Regions from separate parts of the Homo sapiens genome. Here all the other regions are linked to region 3. A link is a loop called in an ENCODE intact Hi-C map of the cell type or tissue named here. Cell type or tissue: PC-9. All regions are shown on one strand.

Region 1 (2,500 bases), 130 kb before region 3:
GCATCACTTCCATGTACTCTTGGTCAAAACAAGATTCAGAGAAAAGGACACAGATGCTTTTAGTGTTTTAATACTGGTATATCTTGGAAATTACTTACTATTTCCTTATCTGCAAGATGGAGGTCCTAGAAGTATGGGCTAAATGAGTTATTACATGTAGAATGGCCAGGACACAGTAACTGGTCCATAAATATTAGATATTTTTGTTTTTCAATGACACTACATGCTATTTTTAAGCCCAGAATTCAGTTAGCCTTCTTCATTGCCTAATGAAGACATATTAATAGATAGGTCGGTATCTCCTCCGGGATGCTATCTCTGACTCTGCAAGGTGTGTTAGGTGTTCCCCAGGGTCCCTGACCTCCACAGTGCTTTATAAATGCCAGTGTGTGTGTGTTGGTTACCCCTACTAGTCTGAGGTCTCTGGGGCAAAAACAGCTAATATACTATCTCTAGCATATATCACAATGTCACATAGTATACACTTAGTAAATCCTTGACAAATGGATGTCTTTATTTTTAGAAGATGAGACCTCACAACCTAAAGACAGAATAATCCTGTGTTCTGGCCAGGCGCGGTGGCTCACGCCTGTAGTCCCAGCACTTTGGGAGGCTGAAGTGGGCTGATCACTTGAGGTCAGGAGTTCAAGACCAGCTGGCCAACATGGTGAAACCCCATCTCTACTAAAAATACAAAAATTAGCCAGGCGTGGTGGTGGGTGCCTGTAATCCCAGCTAATCAGGAGACTGAGGCAAGAGAATTGCTCGAACCCAGGAGGCTGAGGCTGCAGTGAGCCAAGATCGTGCCACTGCACTCCAGCCTGGGGTGACAGAGCAAGACTCCATCTCAAAAAAAAAACAAGAAAGGCCAGGCGCGGTGGCTCATGCCTGTAATCCCAGCACTTTGGGAGGCCGAGGCGGGTGGATCACGAGGTCAGGAGTTCAAGACCAGCTTGGCCAAGATGGTGAAACCCTATCTCTACTAAAAATACAAAAAATTAGCTGGGCACGGTGGCAGGCGCCTGTAGTCCCAGCTACTCAGGAGGCTGAGGAAGGAGAATCATTTGAACCCGGAGGGTGGAGGTTGCAGTGAGCCGAGATCGTGCAACTGCACTCCAGCCTGGGTGACAGAGTGAAACTCCGTCTCAAAAAAAAAAAAAAAAAAAAAAAAAGAAAAGAGAAAAAAGAATAATCCTGTGTTCTGATTTGACTGGAAATTCCCCCATTTCCATCTGTTGTTGCTGCACAATTATTAGTGGTGCCACATTTTATTCTCAAAACGTTCCCAGTTTGGATAGTAAATTATACAGTACTGACTCAAAGAGGCTTCTGGAGTCTCTCCGATGTTGGTGAAGGAAAGACTTCCCTTGAACCTCTGACCCTCTGACCCTCTCTCCTCTCGTAGCAAGAGTGCTCATGAGTAATTCTAGCCTGGGAAACTCACCTTTCACAAGGTGGTGGGGTGGCTGTTAAAGGAAATTTCACTTACAGTGTCCCAGTGAGCCAGGATGTAGTGCTGAATCACCAGCAGCATTTCTCAAAAGGGAGTTAAGAAATGACTTCCCATTGACTCAAGGGGTGTGGGGCTTTCACTTGTCCATGGTGACTAGAAAGGAATTGCCTGGTTAACTTTGACTTATGTTGAAAGGTGGCTTCAGTTTGCTCTCAAACCCATTCCCCACTGATCTCCAAGGGTCTTCAGAGTGTTGCCCTGTTGTAGAGGTTTTTCAGAAAGTATTGGCTAGTGAGTGCTCTCAGGTTGTCCTCTGGAGGAGTTTGAACTGGGGCAAATTTGGGTTAGGACTAAATTGTAAATGAGCTCATCTCTAATGTTTGCACTTAGTTGGAAAAACAGGTTTAAAAGATATGGGAAATCAGTCTGTCAGGATCACCCAAGAAAGGAGTTTCAAGGAATGTGTCATCACCTCAGATAGTCCTGCCAATCTCCATTTTTGGAAGTAAACAGAGACTTTCTTTGCCTTTTAGCTGGTCTTTCTAAATTTTCAAGGCCCAGTATAAGTCCTGCTTTGTCCAAGAAACTTTTCCGGGGCTGCCTCAGACTGTCTCATCTGTTCTTGACAGCTGCTTCTCCCCAGTATCTGAGCTCACCTTCATCTTTTAAAATTACTCATCTGGGAATTCCTCTTCAATGATAATGATCTTTAATACAGCACTTATATGTGCCTGAGTGCTTTGCAACAATCATTTTTTCTAATCTTATCACCAAGTAAGTAATATTCCCACATTTTAGAGGTAAAGAAACACAGATAACAGTGCCTTGTGTTTATGTTCCTAGCATTATATCACCTCTTCTCACTTGGCCTGTAAGTCTCTCAAGAACTGAAAACAGGTTTCTTACTCCTTGATATTTCACTTTCCCCCCAAAACAGTTAAGAACTCAGAGGAGCAAGTTGTCCATGACAATGGCTGATTTTACTTCTTATCTACTCCATGAAGACAGGAGTTTAAACATAAATACATTTAAGTGCCACATAGGCCA
Region 2 (2,500 bases), 140 kb after region 3:
GTGTGTTGGCCGAGGTGAGGAGAAGACAAGAAGAGATAGGAAGAGAGACAGGCTGTGAGCAAAGAATGAAGGCAAGAAATTGAATGCTGTACGGGAAACTGCAGGCATTTAGAGGTTTCTGAAATATGAAGTATGAGATTCAGAGGTGAAAAATAAAAGGCATGAGACTGAGTGGCAAAAAATAATGGCATAGAAATGGGCAAGGGGCCATGTTCCTTGTCTAGGAGCTTTATTCTGAGTAGTTAGGGAGCTAAAAAGACATAGACATTATAGCTATAACTCTCGTGGCTAGTAGAAGATACAATGGTTCTAAGTGAGACTTTTGAGAAGGTTGCCACAGTGTCTCAAGTCAAGAGCCTTAGTTATGACAGCAGTAGCTGGGGTAATAAGAAGAATAGATTTTATAATTACTTAGAAGTAAAATAACAAAGACTCTGCGATTTGATTGATTACATGCAAGGATTGAGGGAGGTGGTAACATTAATAATGGGATCCTCGTTTCTACTTGAAATATTTGTTTGAATGGCAGTATCATAAACTAGAGAATATAGGAATAGGAACAAACTTAAGGGAGAAATTAATGATTTCAGCTTTGGACACATTGAATTTGAAGTCTTACTGTTTATTCTGGTGCATTTAGTGAGACTGTAGTTTAATGTACAAATCAGCATTTCTAGTGGGAGGTTTGGACCAAGGATTTGAACTTGGAAGCCATTAGTAACTATGTGGTTCTTGAACTACAGGTGTACATAAAACTACAATGTGAGAGAACATAGGGATTGATAAGATAAAGCTGGGCAATATGGGATGGCTGTGCAAAGAAAACAGGGAATAGCTAGACTCATCAAAATTTAAGAAAAACCAGGAGGATGTGGTGGAATAGAAACCAAGTTAGGAGAGTTTTAAGAAGCAGAGGGTGATCAATGTCGGGGACAGGCTGAACTTCTGAGAAATTTGGAGATGGGCATAAGAAATTTAAGTGATAAGACAGAGAGTCAAGACAAAAGAGAAGGGTTTTTAAAATATGTTTATTGGGAGAGTCTTGTATATATTTAAATACCATTGGGGAGAGAAGACACAGAGAAAGGAACGAGACACGGATCCCGTCCTTCAGTGTCTCCTGTATACTGTGTGATCTGGTGGAACATCACAGAGGACAGAAACTCAGAAACCTGGACCTTGACAGAGCAGAATCAGGTTGATCCGGTTTTACCTACCATAGATGACACTGACCCTGTCCTTCAGTGTCTCCTGTATACTGTGTGATCTGGTGGAACTTCACAGAGGATAGAAACTCAGAAACCTGGACCTTGACAGAGCAGAATCAGGTTGATCTGGTTTTACCTACCATAGATACTCACCAATAAAATATGTTGTCTTTCTGGTTAGCATGTTGCTTAGGGGTGAGTTGGGTAATTAATTGGATTAGTGGAAGAGGTATGATCTAACTCAAGTCTATAGAATACATGCTAGGGTCTTGGGAAACAAAGATCATGTAGAGATTTAGAGATTTAGGAAGGAGAGGCCGGGCAGGGTGGCTCATGCCTGTAATCCCAGCACTTTGGGAGGCCGACGCAGGTGGATCACAAGGTCAGGAGTTCAAGACGAGACTGGCCAAGATGGTGAAACCCCATTTCTACTAAAAATACAAAAAAAATTTAGCAGGGAGTGGTGGCAGCTGTAATCCCAACTACTCAGGAGGCTGAGGCAGGAGAATCGCTTGAACTCAGGTGGCAGCGGTTGCAGTGAGCTGAGATTGCTCCATTGCACTCCAGCCTGGACGATAAAGCGAAATTCCCACTCAAAAAAAAAAAAAAGAAAAGGAAAAAAAGGGATTTAGGAAGGAGACTAGGCAAAGGTATTGATAAAATACTAAAAGCTATGTTTATCATGAATGAATTAATTTTAAAACTAAATATGTTGTCTAAAACAACACATTGTGTTAAAATTTTTGAATTAAGCAAACTAGTCTTGCTCTTTACTAACATAGATAATTGAGGGCTACTTCTTTTACTCCATATACTTTCATCTGATTCTCAAAATAAATGTTCAAGCATATGACTTTCTCTGAGCACTACTTTCTTTCCTTTCCTTTATGGAAAGAAAAGGACGTTGATATTTAAAAAAATAATAAGTCTGGACACATTTAGGTGTCAAGCCCAAGCAAGTAGAGCGCAAAGGACATTGGGTAATGGGGAACCCATGTGTAGATAGAGCCTTAAGATAATTTAAAAACAATGGGGCCATATTTTTCTTTGTGCCTAAGACTAATATTTAATGTTTTTTTTTGGTTGTTGCTATGCTATTGAGGCAGGACTTTAAGCCTTTAAGGGTACTCTTTCTGTGTTATTTTTATGCAGGAGTATTACTCTTTACTTGTGGCGGATGTGTTCCTGAAAATTGGTAAATCAAATCTTATTTAAAAGCAGTAAAAAAGTGATTTAAAGAAATCCTATATTAAATCTATTTGTAAATCCAAGAGACATTTTTAAAAGGGTCT
Region 3 (2,500 bases):
GAGAAACAGCTCTGTGTTAAAGACACTTGAGGGAAAATGGCATTACTGATGAGATGATATTTAGTTGTCCCTTCAGAGCCAAAGGGCAGTGATTCAAAAACATTTAGGGAAATAGAAGTAACTCTTTGTAAGCTAACCAAACAGTGACCTGAACTCTTTTACCTTGTGATTTCTTATGAGTGCTTAGTTTAGTCGCCTGAAGATCAATCTTGAAATTAACAGGCTATTTTGGATTATAACAAGATTATTTAGAGACTCAAACATTCCAGAGTTCCTTTAGTAGATGACTTCTATCATGACAAGCAAGCTAAAAGGTCAGTGGTCCCAAAGTGGGGTGCACATGATCTATTGAGGTACAGAAAAAGAGAATAATAAAAATATATAAATGTATCATTATTAATAAATATAATCTTTAAAAAGATGAATTTTTATGAATGATTTATATTATTCACAATAAATTAATAATGATTATGTCATTCATAAATAAAAACATAGATATATGGTAGTACATGCTTAAATTTTATTTAAACTAGTAAGAAGGTGGGATCAAATACAGTGAAAGTCTAATGGTTAGGTAACACTTTGGCTGTAATACCCTCTTCCCTCTAATCAATGCAGTATAATAAAGACAGGTTCTAATATCTCCTCCTGAAACTGGGAGGAATTTTAAACATTCTCCCTTCTACATCATCAGAACAATATAGTTTTACTTTCACTACCTTTAAAAACATTAAGGAAAGTAGAGAACAATATTCAGATTAGTTATAAGATCAATTTTCCTATCTCCTTCTATAAGTTTCTAGGATTTTGTATATTTGGTGTGTAACATACTAACTATGTTGTATTTTTCTGTGCTTTTAGTCACAAAAAGATCCTTGCTTAAAACAAACATTTTCTAAAGACATCAAAGGCCATGTAGAAAAACATAATATAAAAAGTATTTGCAAGCTGGGTGTGGTAGCTCCCATGTCTGTAATCCTAGCACTTTGGGAGGCAGAGGTGGGAGGATCACTGCTCCTCACCCACCTACAGGTGGCTCCCATGCTTGTAATCCCAACACTTTGGGAGGCAGAGGTGGGAGGATCGCTTGAGCCCAGGAGTTTGAGACCAGCCTGAGTAACATAGTGAGACCCTGACTCAAAAATTAGCTGGGCATGGCGGCTCATGCCTGTAGTGCTAGCTATTTGGTCTTGAACTCCTGGCTTCAAGCAATCCTCCCACCTCAGACTCCCAAAGTGCTGGGATTACAGGCATGAGCCACCACACCTGCCCTATCCTACCTATTTGGGAGGCCAAGGTGGGAGGATTGCTTGAGCCTGAAAGGTCGAGGCTTCAGTGAGCCATTATTGTGCCACTGCACTCTAGCCTGCATGGCAGAGCAAGATCCTGTATCAAAAAAAAAAAAAAAAAAAAAGAATTTACAGTTGTGTGCCATAGCTTATTAGCAACAGTAGAGAAATTATAGCACAATATTTGCTGATACCACAAGGGAACACATATTTGTGGTGTCTATCTTTCATGTGTTTTTATTTTAGGAAATGAATGCTGATGTTAGGCAACTTAATCCCTTCCTTGTGACTTTTGCTCCTATTTCCAAGCTGGGTATCTCTTACACAGGCATTAACAAGTAGGTTGACTGTCGGGACAAGCCCAGGGATGGCATTGTTTCTATTTGCTGATAAATGACTCTGGGGCTGTGAAGACTCAGACCCAAGGAGTGACTCAGAAAGTCAGGGGCCCATGTCATTCTGCTCTGGGTTCAGACGTGCACTGCAGCAGCACCGGGACTTGACAGCCCTACGGCTCGATCAGCTTTCTGTTTTCATTGCCTTACGATGCCATGAGTGGAACTATTGTCAAATCAGAGTTCACTCCCCAGCTTTTCAGTCTTTCCCCTAATTCTTGCTCTATCAGAGGTCGAGGACAACAGTATAATGATTCATAGGTTCTACTTCCTGGCAAGTAATCATTTTCCCACGGTGAGTAATGATTTATGCTGAGAGGGGTAAAGAATTGTGATTTGCTTTTTTCTGTGTGGCCTTTCTGCTGACAGAGGGTTGGCTAGGAATACTTTTTTTTTCCATTTGTAAGGCCATCTAGAAAATGTTTTAAAGCATTTTAATTTTTTAAACATAGGCTCTTTAAATATATATATTATTCATAGAGAACTGGAATAATCCCCTCATATACTTTGTTAAAAAACAAAGACAATTTTGAAATTTCCTTTTTTATGTTGGCATGTGAGGACTCGGTGTGCCTCATAGAAGTCAAGAGCTGTAGAGGCCCACTACAACCCCACTTTTTAGATGGGAACACTGAGACCTGGAGAAGTTACTTGAGTTGTCCATTTCCACAGAACTGGCTAGTGACAGAGACAGATTGAAGCTTAAATTAGCTCATCATAGGCTATGATTTTATCTAACTTTAGGCTTACTTGTACCATGTCATAAGGGGAAATCTAGGTTTAAAGAAGTCCATGACTTTCACAGTGAACCACATG

What was found. Hi-C counts contacts between places; a loop is a spot of excess contacts. Peaks named below come from ENCODE experiments on the same cell type or tissue, not always from the same donor. Only the 100,000 strongest peaks of a DNase experiment are listed, where the experiment ranks them.
Region 1: it touches region 3 in a loop (6-fold over the local background); 5 of 110 quality-filtered maps call a loop at or near these places.
Region 2: a loop joins it to region 3, with 8 times the contacts of the local background. A loop is called at or near these places in 3 of 110 quality-filtered maps.

Annotation. Positions count from the first base shown.
Region 1 is chr6:113,763,078-113,765,577 of GRCh38, reverse strand. No RefSeq gene overlaps it. Among named protein-coding and RNA genes, the nearest start is that of MARCKS, 93 kb to the left of the region's middle. In PC-9, no CTCF peak of the experiment used is centred here; DNase peaks (open chromatin) are centred at 1,477, 1,877 and 2,187; H3K4me3 peaks cover 797 bases; H3K27ac peaks cover 2,476 bases.
Region 2 is chr6:113,493,024-113,495,523 of GRCh38, reverse strand. No RefSeq gene overlaps it. Among named protein-coding and RNA genes, the nearest start is that of LINC02518, 61 kb to the right of the region's middle. In PC-9, no CTCF peak of the experiment used is centred here; a DNase peak (open chromatin) is centred at 1,383; H3K27ac peaks cover 2,293 bases.
Region 3 is chr6:113,631,779-113,634,278 of GRCh38, reverse strand. The region is part of intron 1 of LINC02541 (long intergenic non-protein coding RNA 2541); the gene reads left to right. Among named protein-coding and RNA genes, the nearest start is that of LINC02541, 17 kb to the left of the region's middle. RefSeq lists an enhancer at 1,924-1,973. In PC-9, CTCF peaks have their summits at 834 and 1,040; DNase peaks (open chromatin) are centred at 968 and 1,758; H3K4me3 peaks cover 1,610 bases; H3K27ac peaks cover 2,500 bases.